2 separate regions of the Homo sapiens genome follow, and region 2 is linked to region 1. A link is a loop called in an ENCODE intact Hi-C map of the cell type or tissue named here. Cell type or tissue: endothelial cell of umbilical vein. All regions are shown on one strand.

Region 1 (8,000 bases):
TCAGGGTAATTGTGACGTCCATTACCCCAAACATTTATTTGTGTTAGGAACGTTTCAATTACAATTGTTTAATTATTTCAAAATATATAATAAGCTTTTTTTTTCTTAGATGGAATCTTGCTCTGTTGCCCAGGCTGGAGTGCAGTGGAGTGATCTCAGCTCACTGCAACCTCCGCCTCCCAGGTTCAAGCGATTCTCCTGCCTCAGCCTCCTGAGTAGCTGGGATTACAGGTGCCCACCACTAGGCCCAGCTAATTTTTGCATTTTTAGTAGAGACGGGGCTTCACCATGTTGGCCAGGCTAGTCTCAAACTCCTGACCTCAAGTGATCCACTCGCTTCAGCCTCCCAAAGTGCTGGGATTACCGGCGTGAGCCACTGCGCCCGACCTTCAATAAGTTATTGTTAACCATGGGTGCCCTATTGTGCTACGGAACACTAGGTATTATTTCTTCTATCTAACTTTTTTCTTTCTTTAGAGACAGGGTCTCGCTCTGTTGCTCAGGCTGGAGTGCAGTGGGGAGATCACAGCTCATTCCAGCTTTAAATTCCTGGACTCATGCGATCCTCCTACCTCAGTCTCCTGAGTAGCTGGGACCACAGGTATGTGCCACCATGCCTGGCTAATTTTTAAACTTTTAATAGAGATGGGGATCTCACGATGTTTTCCAGGCTGGTCTTGAACTCCTGGCCTCAAGTGATCCTCCCTCTGCGGCCTCCCAAAGTGCTGGGATCACAGGTGTGAACCACTGTGCCCGGCCTCTAACTATATTTTGGACCCATTAAACATTCCTTCTCCCTCTTCCTCCTCACTACCCTTCCTGGCCTCTGGTAGCCATCCTTCAACTATCTACTTTCATTTGGAGAAACAATGGTTTGGAATGGCTTGAGTGTCTCTAAACCTCATGATAGTATAATACATCTACGTCTTCCTGGATTTAGACTAGAAAGAAATAATAAAAGATGATTTAAAGATGAAAACACAGAACTTGAATGACTTCAATTCTGTACTTTGCTGTGACCACTGGGAGATTTTTTTTTTTTTTTTTGAAACGGAGTCTTGCTCTGTCGCCGAGGCTGGAGTGCGGTGGCGCGATCTCGGCTCACTGCCAGCTCCGCTTCCCAGGTTCACGCCATTCTCCTGCCTCAGGCTCCAGAGTAGCTGGGACTACAGGCGCCCGCCACCACACCCGGCTAATTTTTTTGTACTTTTAGTAGAGACGGGGTTTCACCGTGTTAGCCAGGATGGTCTCGATCTCCTGACCTAGTGATCCACTCGCCTCGGCCTCCCAAAGTGCTGGGATTACAGGCTTGAGCCACCGCTCCTGGCTGGGAGATTTTATTTGTATTGAAACCAGCGGAGCATTGCAAACCGTTAGGTGTAGATGTTTGCAAGTGTAAATTTTAGTTCATACATGAACTCTAGTGCCGAATTCGAATGATATCTTTAAAATGGCAACTTACGCTTTAAAATTTGTTCATTGTTTTCACGCTAAAGAATGAGGCAAGAAAATAAAATGTTACATCATTTTACATCAGTCTTTACACCATTGATTTAGTGACTTGCTGGAATTGCGCTGCTTGCAGATATTTCGGTTTTATTAAAGTTCCCTTAGTTATTGGACAATTATTTACATAAAATACGATTATATCAGACATTAACCAAATTTTCAGTGTCTGCATTTCTTTCTTTCTTTTTTTCCTTTCTTTCTTTTCTTTCTTTCTTTCCCTCCCTCCTTCTCTCTCTCTCTTCTTTCTCACTTTCTCTTTCTTTCTTTCCTTTTCTTTCTTTTCTTACTTTCTTCCCCCTCCTTCCTTCCTTTCTTTCCCTCCCTCCTTCTCTCTCTCTCTTCTCTCTCTCTTTCTCTCTTTCTCTCTCTTTCTTTCCCTTCCTTCCCTCCTTCCTTCCTTCCTTCCTTCCTTCCTTCCTTCCTTCCTTCCTTTCTTTCTTTCTTTCTTTCTTTCTTTCTCTCTCTCTCTCTCTCTCTCTCTCTCTCTCTCTCTCTCTCTCTTTCTTTCTTTTCTCTTTCTCAGAGTTTTGCTCTTGTTGCCCAGGCTGGAGCGCAATGGTGCGATCTTGGCTCACTGCAACCTTCGCCTCCCAATTTAAGTGATTCTCCTGCCTCAGCCTCCCAAGTAGCTGGGATTATAGGCACGCACCACCACACCCAGCTAATTTTTGCATCTTTAGTAGAGACAGGGATTCGCCATGTTGGCCAGTCTGGCCTCGAACTCCTGATCTCAGTTGATCTGCCCACCTTGGCCTCCCAAATTGCTGAGATTACAGGCATGAGCTACTGCGCCTGGCCTGCATTTATTTCATGGTTATTGTTTTATTTCATGATTATTGCTGAAGATGAGTCTATTTTATAGAGAGGAGAAATTGAAAAATGATCCCAGCTGGTGTCAAATACACCAGGAACGCTGCTCGAAATAAATGTTCAACTGCACGCATGTTTTTTCCAGCACAATTCACAATTGCAAAGATATGGAACCAACCGGTGTGGCCATCAATCAATGAGTGGATAAAGAAAACGTGGTATATATACATCATGGAATATTATTCAGCCATGAAAAGAATGAAATAATGTGTTTCGCAGCAATTTGGATGGAGCTAGGGCCATTATTCTAAGTGAAGTAATTCTGGAATGGAAAACCAAATACCGTGTGTTCTCACTTATAAGTGGGAGCTAAGCTATGAGGATGCAAACGCATAGAATGGCATCATGGATTTCAGGCCCTTGGGGTGGGAAAGGTTGGGAGGCGGATGAGGGATAAAAGGCTACATGTTGGGTACAGTGTACATTTTCAGGTGACGGGTGCTCTAAAATCTCAGACTTCACCGCTAAACAATTCATCCATGTAATCAACACCAGGCCAGGCGTGGTGGCTTACACTTGTAATCCCAGCATTTTGGGAGGCCAAGGCAGGTGGATCACCTGAGGTCAGGAGTTTGAGAACCAGCCTGGCCAGCATGGTGAAACCCTGTCTGTACTAAAAACACAAAAAAATTAGCTGAGCATGGTGGCAGGTGCCTGTAGTCCCAGCTAATCCGGAGGCTGAGGCAGGAGAATCACTTGAACCTAGGTGGTGGAGGTTGCAGTGAGCTGAGGTCGTCTCATTGCACTCCAGCCTGGGCAACAAGAGTGAAATTCTGTCTCAAAACAAACAAACAAAAACAAACAAACAAACAAACCAAAAAACCAAAAACCAAAAACAAAAACCACTTTTACCCCAAAAGCTACTGAAAAAAAAAAAAATTATGGCTGGCAGTGGTGGCTTATGCCTGTAATCCCAGCACTTTGGGAAGCCAAGGCGGGAGGATTGTTTGAGCCCAGGAGTTCGAGACCAGCCTGGGCAACATGGCGAGGTCCCATCTCTACAAACCAGAAAATTAGCCAGGCACGGTGGCACACATCTGTAATCCCAGCTACTAGGGAGGCTGAGGTGGGAAGATCACTTGAGCCCAGGAGGTCGAGGCTGCAGTGAGCTGTGTTGGCGCCACTGAACTCCAGCCTGGGTGACAGAGAAAGCGAGCCTTGCCTCAAAAAATATTTATTAAAAAATAGAATAAAAAAGAAAAATTAAAAGAAAAAGAAAAAGAAATAAATATCTGTTGAATCAACCAATGAAGGAGGGTGCAGTTCCATACAGCGCCCACCAGGTGCCGCTGCTCCCAAGCCTAGGCCGGCTCAGCGACTCTGCAGGGTGAATCTCAACCCCAGCCCCGCCTCGGGGTCGCACCTCAGGACGTCTCCTTTTCCAATCTGCAGCGTGGCTCGGCCTCCTCCCTCATCGCAAGGCTCCCACTCTGCCCCTGGAGTCCAGTCAACCCCGCAGCCACTTGCAGAAATTTTCCTATAAGCAGTTCTGACCACATTCCTCCACTTCCTGTTGGGTTCCTGGGACAGGTTCCTGCCGACTCTTACCTCTGGGCCTTTGCTGCTCCTTCTGCCTGGGATGCCCTTTCATTAGAAAACTCATATAGTACTTAGCTCCACTTCTTCCTGGGGGCATACCACTTAATTGCTCCATGCCTCAGTTTCCCCTGATGCAGAGGCTGGACAGAGAGGCTTTGTCCAAGAAAAGTTCAGGGCCAGGAATTAGACAATCTGAAAGGCAATGGGGAGCCATAGAGGGTGTTTGAGCAGGAGAGTGTCCTCAGATGTAAGGAAGGACAGAGCCTCCTTCCCTTTGCCCCTGGATCTTTCTAGAAGGGCCTTACGGGGTTGGAATGGGAGACTTTAGCTGTGGCCAGCTCAGACTCCACTTACTGGGCTCCCAGGGGCTGGACAAGCAGGTCTTCCTCCCCCTGTACCCTCCTGGTGGGGCTGTTTACTCTCCAGTGATGTCCCTGAGTCTGGGCCATCCCACAGCACCTGCTCCCTGGGCAGACACCAGGTGCGGGGACACCCCTGGAGGGAAAGCCACAAGCTTCAGGCTGGGGGCCCGGGTGTCACCTTTACGGAAGCGCCGGTGACTACCTCCACCGCGGGAGGTTCCACAAGGCTGATGAGGCTCACGTGGGACTCACCGGGGAGACAGCGTCCAGAGCAGGTGAGGACGGCATGCTGGGCTGGCCCGTTCAGGGGGCTGGAGGACATTCAGGGACCCCACACCCAGCTGCTGCCCCCTGCCTGTCTCAGGCCCTCTCTCTGACTCTGTCTCCCCATCTCTGTCCCCTCCACCCTCTCAACTCTGTCCTTTCTCTCTGGCGCTGTCTCTCTCTGGGTCTTGTTCACTGTCTTGGAGCTCTCCATGCTGTGTCTCTTTCTCTCTCTGTGTCTCCCCATGTCTCTCTCGCTGTCTCTGGCCCTCTCTCTCCCTGGGTCTCTGGTTCAGGGGGGGTCTCTGTCTCCGTTTGAGTCTCTGTCTCTCTCTGTGTCTCTGCCTGTCCCTGTCTCTGCTGCCCCATCCAAGCCCTGCTCTCAGGGTGGGGAGAACAGGTTCTACCCTCTCCGAGGTTCTCTTCCTCATTGGCTTACTCTGACCCGGTCCCTAAGGGGGACCACCAGGCACTGCCCAGGAAGGAGGAGGGAGCACCAGGCTGCAGAACCCCATGCTGCCTCCATCTGAGAAGGCCCTCCATAGCCACGTTCTCCCTACAGCCCACCTTGTGCACAAAGCCAGTGTTCTCCCTGCAGCCCACCTTCTCCCAGAAACCCTCCTGCCTTCTCCACGCAGCCCATCTTCTCTCTGAAGCCCACCTTCTCCCCACAGCCCACCTCCTCCCGCAGCGCACCTCCTCCCTGAAGCCCCCTTCTTCCTGAAGCCCACCTCTTCCCTGAAGCCCACCTTCTCCCTGAAGCCCACCTTCTCCCGCAGCCCACCTTCTCTCTGAAACCCACCTCTTTCCGCAGCCCACCTTCTCCTCGAAGCCCACCTTCTCTCTGAAGCCCACCTTCTCCCGCAGCCCACCTTCTCCCGCAGCCCACCTTCTCCTGCAGCCCACCTTCTCTCTGAAGCTCCCCTTCTCCCCGCTTGTTTTCCCACCTGGCTCCAACCTCCTGTCCTGCCTTTTTACTTCTACGGGTGCAGCCCCCGTACCTGGCCCTGCTCCCCACACAGCACAGCTGCCGCCGCCCAATGTTTCCCTGCTGCGCCCAGGCCTGTGCTAGGTGAATGGAAGAGCATGGCCTCCTTGCACTTCTGCAAAGCAGCTAATCCTGGGCCCCTATGGGTGGCAACACCTGTGTGTGTGTAGCAGGGAACTGAAGGGGGGTCTGGAGGTCTCCAAAGATGATGCCTCATGCACCAGGGAGGGTCTGGCTGTTGTGTGGCTGTAGGGGTCCTTATTCTTGGGACCTGCTCCAGGGGAGGTGGGGGAGTCCAGCTTGGCTCTGTAAATCTGGTGGTTAGGTGGGTCCAGTCACCGTGCTGAAGGTCTTTGTCCTGGGGGTTGTCTGTGGTTGGCGTTTGACTATTGAGGGGATCCAGTTGTTGTAAGGATTTGGGGTGCAGTATTCTGGGGGCTCTGCTGTTGAAAGGAGTCTTGTTCCTGTGCCTGTCTGGGGTGGTTTTGTGGAGGGGGGCGGTTTTCGCTCCGGTGGGAGGTCCAAATCTGTGGAGATTGGCGATTGCTTTTTTTTTTTGAGACGGAGTCTCACTCTGTCACCAGGCTGGAGTACAGTGGTATGATCTCGGCTCGGCTCAGCCTCCTGAGTAGCTGGGGTTACAGGCACGCGCCACCACACCCAGCTAATTTTTTTTTTGTAGAGAGGGGGGTTTCATCATGTTGGCCAGGATGGTCTCGATCTCCTGACCTCGTGATCCACCCGTCTCGGCCTCCCAAAGTGCTGGGATTACAGGCGTCAGCCACCGCGCCTGGCCTGGCGATTGCTTTTGTCTGCAGGGGGTCGTTGGGGACTCTGGCTGCTGCAGGGTCCTGTTGCTTTAAGATTGATGGTTGCGGGGACGTGACTGCTGTGAGTGACAGTTGCTAAGGGGTTGGGAGTATTTGTTGCAGGCAAGTTAGGGACACAGACCTCCAGCTGTTGTCTGCTGGAGTCTGATCGCTGTGTGTGGGATTGTAGTTAGTGGGTGAGTGACAGTCCTCTCTCACTGTAAATCTCTCTCCGTCTCTACCTCTTTCTCTGTCCCTCCACACCGTGCTTTCATTCAAAGATTTGTTGAGGAATCATTGGAATAATTACGGTGAGGCCAGTGTCTGACTGCAGCAGGTTTCTGGGGGGCTCTCAGCCCTGCTCAGACGGGGAGAGGAGGCAGGACACCCCTCATTTTCCCCACCACCTGTGATCAGCCCTGGGGGTGGGAATCACTGGCTCACATGGGCCAAAAGAGCTAGATGTTTGGGTCTCAGAGACCACACCCCATTCTGACCTTGTTCTCAAACTTCAAGGCTGAGGCTGAGGGGCTTGGTGGGTTTGGCAGGACTGGCGGTCTTGGGTGGGTGCAGGGACTCTCCCTGGCGAGGGGGGAACAGAGAGGGTTACAGGCATTGGGAGAGAGGACCAGCCATGCAGATATCTGGCAGGAGCATTCCAGGCAGAGGGCACAGCCAGCATGTGCAAAGGCCCTGAGGCAGGACAGTGCCTGGTGTGTTGAGGGAAGAGCAAGGAGGCCTGCGTGCCTGAAACAGAATGATCAAGAGGTAGCAGGATGATTTGGTGTTACAACCACCACTTCCGAGCCGGGAGCTCCTGGGCCCAAGCCTCTTTGGGGTGCACATCTTCCTAACAGGCTCAGCTGCGGGCACTTCCCCTACAGCTGGGGTTCTCCACCATGCCCTATTGATATTTGGGGCCAGGCAGTCTTTTGTCTTGGGGGGCTGCGTTGTGCATTGTAGGATATTCAGCAGCGTAAATATTTAGAGACCAGTAGGGGCACCTGGTCTCTACCCACCAGGGGCCAGTAGCACTTCCCAAGTGAGGATAACAAAAAACATTGACAACTTTCCCCTGGGTTTAGAACCATTGTCCTAAAGTTGGAAGTGGGGCCGAGAGTGGGAGGCTGCCTGGGGGGACTGGGGTGGGAGCTGCACAGGACAAGTGAGGATTTCTGGTGTGACCTTAAGTGAACAAGCTTCATTCTCCTCACCTATCAAATCAGAGTCTGGGGTGATGAGAGGATTCTATTCATTCATTCATTCATTCATTCATTCATTCAACAAGTATTTATTAAGCATCTACTATATGCCAGCCCCCACAGTGAGGATATACCACGAGGAAGAAAGACAGGCAGTGGCGTCATGAAAGAAAGAGAGACGTTAGTTGCTGGGCGCAGTGGCTCATGCCTGTATTTCCAGCTGTTCAGGAGGCTGAGGTGGGAGGATCGTTTGAGCCCAGGAGGTCGAGGCTGCAGTGAGGTATGATTGCACCACTGCACTCCAGCCTGGGTGACAGAGCAAGACCCTCTCTCTAAAAAAATTTAAAGGCTGGTTGCCGTGGCTCATGCCTGTAATCCCAGAACTTTGGGAGGCCAAGCTGGGTGGATCACCTGAGGTCAGGATTTCGAGACCGGCCTGGCCAACATGGTAAAACCC
Region 2 (8,000 bases), 420 kb after region 1:
TTTTTTTTGAGACAGTTTCGCTCTTGTCACCCAGGTTAGACTGCAATGGCACAGTCTCGGCTCACCTCAAACTCCACCTCCCAGATTCAAGCGATTCTCCTGCCTCAGCCTCCGGAGTAGCTGGGATTACAGGCGTGCACCACGACGCCCAGATAATTTTTGTATTTTTAGTAGAGACGGGGTTTCACCATGTTGGTCAGACTGGTCTTGAACTCCCGACCTCAGGTGACCAGCCCTCCTTGGCCTCCCAAAGTGCTGGGATTACAGGCGTGAGCCACCACACCCGGCCCTCTTTAAAGTTCTAAAATGCTTCTAACCTTTAAGCTGTCCTTGTTCATTCCTGGGCTTAGGCCAAACTAACTTTGGGAAGGAATTCAGCTGATGGTTTGACTCTGAAACAAAACTGATAACAGCCCTTTCCCTAAAAGACCCACTTCTTGCCTGGGAACCAGTCTGCCTTTGCAGGACTAACAAATTAGCTACAAGATTAGAAATTACAGTTTAGGAGTCATGCAGCCTCTGGGTCCAAGAGTCTGAACGTCCCCAGATTGCTCCCAGAGGTAGCATCACTATTGTAAAACCTAAAATCAGTGCTTGAGATAGTTTGCAGACCCTGCACTCGATGGATCAGCTGACACCACCCAGACCATCAGACCAGACCAGTCAAGATCGCACCATTGCACTCCAGCCTGGGCAACAAGAGTGAAACCCCATCTCAGAAAAAAAAAAAAAAAAAAAAAAAAAAAAAAAGAAGGAAAAGAAAGAAACTCTACACTTCCTGTCCTTATTCCTGGGAATTTATTTAACAATTTAATTTCTCACCATACCCGAGGGAAGGCACAGCCTATTGCAAAGTCATTTTGCACGAAAGCAAACTGGGGCTCAGAGAACCAGGCCTCCAGTCAGTGCTGGTGTCATGGACAACCAGGCTGAGGGCCCATGGCAGAACCTGTTTTATGACATGGCTGCTCTCCCTGAAGCCAGTGAGGCACAAAGCCTAGGGGAGTGGACAAGGGACAGGAAGGTGTGGGTTTCCATCCTGCTGTGTGACCTTGGGGAAGTCACCTAACCTCTCTGAGCCTCATTTTTCTTTCTTTTTTCTTATTTATTTATTTTGAGACAGAGTCTCGCTCTGTCGCCCAGGCCAGAGTGCAGTGGCGCAATCTCAGCTCACTGCAAGCTCCGTCTCCCAGGTTCAAGTGATTCTCCTGCCTCAGCCTCCCGAGTAGCTGGGATTACAAGCGCGTGCCACCACGCCTGGCTAATTTTTGTATTTTTAATACAGATGGGGTTTCTCCATATTGGTCAGGATGGTCTCGAACTCCTGACCTCGTGATTTGCCCACCTCAGCTTCCCAAAGTGCTGGGATTACAGGCATGAGCCACCGTGCCCAGCCTTCTTGTTTTTAGTTTTTTTTTTTTTAATGAAAAAAAAAGTATTATTATGGCCGGGCACGGTGGCTCACGCCCGTAATCCCAGCACTTTGGGAGGCCAAGGTGGGTGGATCACCTGAGGTTAGGAGTTGGAGACCAGCCTGACCAACATGGCAAAACCTCATCTCTACTATAAATACAAAAATTAGCTGGGCATGGTGTCGCATGTGTGTAATCCCACCTACTTGGGAGGCTGAGGCAGGAGAATCGCTTGAACCCGGGAGGCAGAGGTTGCAGTGAGCTGAGATTGTGCCACTGCACCCCAGCCTGGGCAACAGAGAGAGACTCTGTCTCAAAAACAAAACAAAACAAAACAAAAACCAGAAGAGATGTGTGGTGCATGTAAAATACACATGAGATGAGATTTTGAAGACTGATTTTGAAAAAAAGAATGTAAAATGTCTTGGCCATAACTTTCATCAGAATTACTTGATTTGTATTTAAATATCATGGCATTTAGTTTATGGGGGATTTTTTTGTTTTAATTTATCTTTTTTCTTTTTTTCCAGCAAATGCTTAACATCCAAAGTTTATGGTTATATGTTTGAGATGGGATCTCATTCTGTCGCCCAGGCTGGGGTGCAGTGGCTCACTGCAGCCTCTACCTCCTGGGTTCAAGCCATCCTCCCACCTCAGCCTCCCAAGTAGCTGGGACTATATAGGTATGTGCCATCACGTTTGACTAATTTTTAAATTTTTTTGTAGAAGCCGGGTGCAGTGGCAAATGCCTGTAATCCCAGCACTTTGGGAGGCCGAGGCGGGCGGATCACCTGAGGTCAGGAGTTTGAGACCAGCCTGGCCGACATGGTGAAACTCCGTCTCTACCAAAAATACAAAATTAGCTGGGGGTGGTGGCGCGCGCCTGTAATCCCAGCTACTTGGGAGGCTGAGACAGGAAAATCTCTTGAACCTGGGAGACAGAGATTGCAATGAGCCAAGATTGTGCCACTGCACTCCAGCCTGGACGACAAAGTGAGACTCTGTCTAAAAAAAAAAAAAAAAAAAAGTTTTCTGTAGACACCGAATCTCACTATATATGTTCCCCAGGATGAACTTGAAGTCCTGGGCTCAAGTGATCCTCCCATCTCAGCCTCCCAAAGTGCTGGGATTACAGGTGTGAGCCACCGCGCCCGACCCATAGATGCTTGTTAAGGGAAAATCCCAGCACTTTAGGAGGCCAAGGAGGGTGGATCACCTGAAGTCAGGAGTTCGAGACCAGCCTGGCCAATATGGTGAAACCCCATCTCTACAAAAAATACAAAAATTAGCTGGGCTTTTTGGCTGGTGCTTGCAATCCTTGAGAGGCTGAGGCAGGAGAATCACTTGCCTGTAGTCTTAGCTACTTGGGAGGCTGAGGTGGGAGGATTTGCTTGAACCCAGGAGTTCAAGGCTGCAGTCAGCTATGATAGCGCCACTGTACTTCAACCTGGGCAACAGAGGGAGACCTGGTCCCTTAAAAAAAAAAAGACATTTCTCAAGAGGGCCTTCTACCTTCCTTCCTTCCCTTTGAAAAACCTAGGAGGGAGTTACAGATGTTATTGTTCACCAGCTGTATCCTAAGGAATTCAGGTTCGTCCTAAAGGAAAATGCCTTTTCCCCTTTCCTCACCTCGTTTTAGATACTCTCTGGAGGATTTTCCTCAGATTCTCGCTGAAACCTGACTCTCTCCTGGTAATGCAAATATTCCTGGGCTCTCTATGGGAAAGCTGCGGCCCTGTGCCTGACCCCAGGGCACTGGGAGAGAAAGTCTTTCCGGGCCGCAAGGTGTCATAGGAAAGGGGTCCCAATCCAAACCCCAAGAGAGGGCTCTTGGATCTCAGGCAAGTCTGTAAAGTGAAAGCAAGTTTTTAGGAAAGTAAAGGAATAAAAGAATGGCTACTCCATAGACAGAGCAGCCCCAAGGGCTGCTGGTTGCCCATTTTTATGGTTATTTCTTGATAATATGCTAAAGAAGGGGAGGATTATTCATGCCTCACCTTTTTAGAGCATCTGGGGTAACTTCCTGGTGTCGCCATGGCATCTGTAAACTGTCATGGTGTTACTGGTAGAAGGTGTCCAGGTTCTTGGCATCCCAAACAAAGAATTGGACAAAACACACCAACAAAGCAAAAGCAAGGAAGGCAGAAGCAGGGATTTTTTTTTTTTTTTTTTTTTTTTGAGACGGAGTCTTCCTCTGTCATCCAGGCTGGAGTGCAATGGTGCAATCTTGGCTCACCGCAACCTCCGCCTCCCGGGTTCAAGTGATTCTCGTGCCTCAGCCTTCCGAGCAGCTGAGATTATAGGCATGCACCCCCATGCCCGGCTAATTTTGTATTTTTTTTTAGTAGAGTCGGGGTTTCTCCATGTTGGTTAGGCTGGTCTCGAACTCCCAACCTCAGGTGAACTCCCGACCTCAGGTGATCCGGCTGCCTCGGCCTCCCAAAGTGCTGGGATTACAGGTGTGAGCCACCGCGCCCCAGCCAGAGGCAGGGATTTATTGAGAATGAAAGCACACTCCACAGTGTGGGAGTGGGCTGGAGCATAGGGGCTCAAAGTCCCCATTACAGAATTTTTCGGAGTTTAAATACCCTTTACTTGGGGTACGCCCTATGTAAATGGAGAGGATGAAGTAAGGTTACAGTCATTGACTTGGCTTCCGCCCTTCCTGCCATAGGTGAAGTGTGAATCGACCTTATATTCTTGGCCTCCAGACCTTGTTTTCCTGACTCAGTGACACTGATGGGAGTGTAGCAGTGAGGACAACCAGAGGTCACTATTGGGGCCATCTTGGTTTTGGTGGGTTTTGACTGGCTTCTTTTTGCAACCTGTTTTATCAGCAAGGTCTTTATGACCTGCATCTTGTGCTGACCTCCTATCTCATCCTGTGACTTAGAATGCCTTAATTGTCTGGGAACACAGCCCAGCAGGTCTTGGCCTTATTTTACCCAGCCCCTACACAAGATGGAGTCACTCTGGTTTAAACATCTCTGACAAAGGCATTCAGAGAGAAAGTCTGTCCATGTGAACATTGTCTCCTAAGCTTGCCGGGTGCTCCAATCACGGCCATGGGCAGGACGTGTGACAGCTGGTCTCCCCCTCCAAGACTCCCAGACTAGCAGGCAAATCTAACATTCCAGAAACCCTTAAATAGTTCATGAATGACACCTGAAATCTGCATTCTGCTGGGGGAGGCAGGGACGTGTCTTGGCCGTGGCTGGGAAGCAAGATTTTTAAAGCTCAGGCCTGAGCTGGAAGAAAAGACTGGAGGAAGAGGGGAGGGGATGGGCAGGATTCCAACTCTCCTGGGGGAGTTCCAGGCTGGGGCAACACCGGTTTTACTTTCTGAAGCGGAGGGAGGTCTCTGTCCATCTCCTGCTGACACCCACCCCACCTGGGCCTGGCTGCTACCCGAGGGTAATTATCTGCACCCAGCCATGCACCGCACCGCCGTTCCCACTGCCCATGACTCACTCGGCCCCCCTTGCGTTCTTTGTTCTTCGCCTCCTTCCCCCACCTCCCTGCAGGCTTCACACTTTGCAGGCCTAGGTCTTAGTCATCTCTGGGAACGGCTCCAATTTTCTTACAATGATAAGTAAATGGATCATTCTTTAGCTCGGCTAGAATGTCCCCATCTTTATTCTCAGAGCAATTCCTTGCACATAGCCGCATGCCCTCATCATAGGGATTTTGCCCTGGCTGCCACCTTGCCCTCCTTCTGGTTCCCTGTTTCATTTTCGAAGGTCTTTCTTCTTTGAGACAAGGTCTCACTCTGCCCCTAGGTGAAGGGCAGTGATGCGATCATAGTTTACTGTAGCCTCCAACTCCTGGGCCCAATCGATCCTCCAACCTTGGCCTCCTGAGTAGCTGGGACTGTAGGCACCCGGCTAATTTTTAAAAATTATTTTCAGAGACAGGGTCTTGGCCGGGTGCGGTGGCTCATGCCTGTAATCTCTGTACTTTAGGAGGCCGAGGTGGGTGGATCACCTGAGGTCCGGAGTTCCAGACCAGCCTGGCCAAAATGGTGAAACCCCGTCTATATTAAAAATACAAAAAAATTAGCCAGGCGTAGTGGTGCACGCTTGTAGTCTCAGCTACTCAGGAGACTGACGCAGGAGAATCACTTGAACCCAGGAGGTGGAGGTTGCAGTGAGCCGAAATTATGCCATTGCACTCCAGCCTGGGCGACAAGAACAAAACTCCATCTCAAAAACAAAACAAACAAACAAACAAAAAAACTCAAAAGAGACAGGTTCTTGCTGTGTTGCCCAGGCTGGTCTCGAACTCCTGACCTCAAGTGATCCTACTGCATTGGCCTCCCAAAATGCTGAGATGACAGTCGTGAGCCACCACACCTGGCCTCGTTTTGAAGGTCTTGAATCAAATAATTACCTTTTCCTTGAGGTATCTGGAATATATAGATAACATAACCGGTTAGGTCAGGGGTCGATCTTTAACCAGGCCCAGGGTGCGGTGCCGGGCTGTCTGCCTATGGATTTGATTTCTGCCATTTAGTTTTTACTTCTTCTTTCTTTGGAGGCAGAAATTGGGCATAATATGAGGGGTGGTGTCCTCCCTTACTATGATTGTGCCCCTGCACTCCAGCCTGGTCAACACAGCAAGACCCTGTCTCAAAAAGAAAAGGGATCTAACATCTTTTTAAATTTACTTATTTATTCTACCTGTAGACTCTTAACACTAGAATGTCAGGGATTTTTGCATGTTGGTTCATTCACTGATCCGTTGTATTCTCAGACCTGGGGCTTGTCAAGCATGCAGGCACTGAATGAACATCTGTTAAGGAAATGCCGAGTGAGCCAAGCATGGAATTTGTAAGGCTCTTGTGTCGTTTCGAACCCCGAGAGCAAGCCAACAAACAACATGAGCTGGTGTGGAGCAACACGCTGTTTTAATGTGCACCTGGGTGCAGACGGCTGAGGCCTAAAATGGCGTCAGCCCCAAGTGAGGACGGGGCAGGGGTTTTATAGTCTCCCGTAAACAGCAAGTGTCCCAGTCTGACGTAACTGCTACATGGTACCCGGATGGCCCGTCTCTTGATCTTCAGGGGCATGTGTCTTCCGGCCAGGGTAGATGTCTTCCAGCCAGGGTACGTGTCTTCCGGCCAGGGCAGGTGTCTTCCGGCCAAGGTAGCTGTCTTCCGGCCAGGGTAGATGTCTTCCGGCCAGGGTAGATGTCTTCCGGCCAGGGTAGGTGTCTTCCGGCCAGGGTAGATGTCTTCCGGCCAGGGTAGATGTCTTCCGGCCAGGGTACGTGTCTTCCGGCCAGGGTACATGTCTTCCGGCCATCTCTCTTCCTGCTTCTGCTATCTTGCTGGCGCATGCTGCTGGGGCAAGTAGCCTTGCACCTTGGGACTGGGCCTGAGAAGGGAGGAGTTATTCATCCCCCCAAGTTTATCCTCCCAAGTTTTCAGGCCGCGGGGAGAATCTTTCAGAATTATTCTGTCAATATTGTTTCTTCCCCCTTACCCTGGCTCTCTTCTCCCAATCCTGCCCTGGTCCCCACTCTGCAGATGAGTAGACACTGTGTCCCACCTTGTCCTGTGGGTGCCTGATACTTGACTCTGTCAGTGCTTGTGGCTGCTGTAGTTTTATTTATTTTCGAGACAGAGTCTCACTCTGTCACCCAGGTTGGAGTGCAGTGGCGCTATCTCGGCTCACCGCAACCTCTGCCTCCCAGGTTCAAGCGATTCTTCTGCCTCAACCTCCCGAGTAGCTGGGATTATCTAGGCGTGCACCACCATGCCCAGCTATTGTATTTTTAGTAGAGACAGGGTTTCACCATGTTGGCCAGGCTGGTATCAAACTCCTGACCTCAGGTGATCCCCCCACCTCGGCCTACCAAAGTGCTGGGATTACAGGTGCGAGCCACTGTGCCTGGCTTGTAGTTTAATTTTTATTTATTTATTTATTTATTTATTTATTTATTTTTGGAGATGAAGTCTTGCTCTGTCACCCAGTCTGGAGTGCAGTGGCACAATCTCGGCTCACTGCAACCCCCACCTCTCAGGTTCAAGCGATTCCCCTGCCTCAGCCTCCCAAGTAGCTGGGATTACAGGCGTGCACCATCATGCCTGGTTAATTTTTGTATTTTTAGTAGAGATGGGGTTTCGCCATGTTGGCCAAGCTGGTCTTGAACTCCTGGCCTTAAGTGATCTGCCTGCCTTGGCCTCCCAAACTGCTGGGATTACAGGCGTGAGCCACTGCACCAGGCCAATTAACTTCTCCTAATCTGTAACTAAGGTCTGAGTCCTGAAGACCTTCCTCTGAGCCTCAGTAAATTTACTTAATCTAGATGGGTCCAGGTGCCAGGGATAGTTACCCTTATCTTGTCTCCTGCTAAATTTTAGAGTCTAGAGAGTTTCTTCAGACTCCCAATAAAACTTGTTTAATCCTAAACAGGTCCATTAAGAATTCCTTCATTATCTTGTCATGCTTCAAGGCCCAGGAAAGGCCTGGGCAAAACTCTTGGTGTGCTTTTGTTACGTTCCAGCCTTTGTCTAAGGGCACTGGCGCTATCATCTTTAAATATTTAACTTAACCACGCAGTCAGTGCTGAAACAGTTGTTAGAGA

Evidence for each region. Peaks named below come from ENCODE experiments on the same cell type or tissue, not always from the same donor. Only the 100,000 strongest peaks of a DNase experiment are listed, where the experiment ranks them.
Region 2: a loop joins it to region 1, with 6 times the contacts of the local background. A loop is called at or near these places in 85 of 110 quality-filtered maps.

Annotation. Positions count from the first base shown.
Region 1 is chr19:8,651,074-8,659,073 of GRCh38, forward strand. The region is part of intron 3 of NFILZ (NFIL3 like basic leucine zipper); the gene reads left to right. Among named protein-coding and RNA genes, the nearest start is that of NFILZ, 24 kb to the left of the region's middle. In endothelial cell of umbilical vein, a CTCF peak has its summit at 3,658 (motif pointing right); no DNase peak of the experiment used is centred here.
Region 2 is chr19:9,070,886-9,078,885 of GRCh38, forward strand. No RefSeq gene overlaps it. Among named protein-coding and RNA genes, the nearest start is that of MUC16, 9.1 kb to the left of the region's middle. RefSeq lists enhancers at 1-357, 3,216-4,103. In endothelial cell of umbilical vein, no CTCF peak of the experiment used is centred here; a DNase peak (open chromatin) is centred at 4,936; H3K27ac peaks cover 358 bases.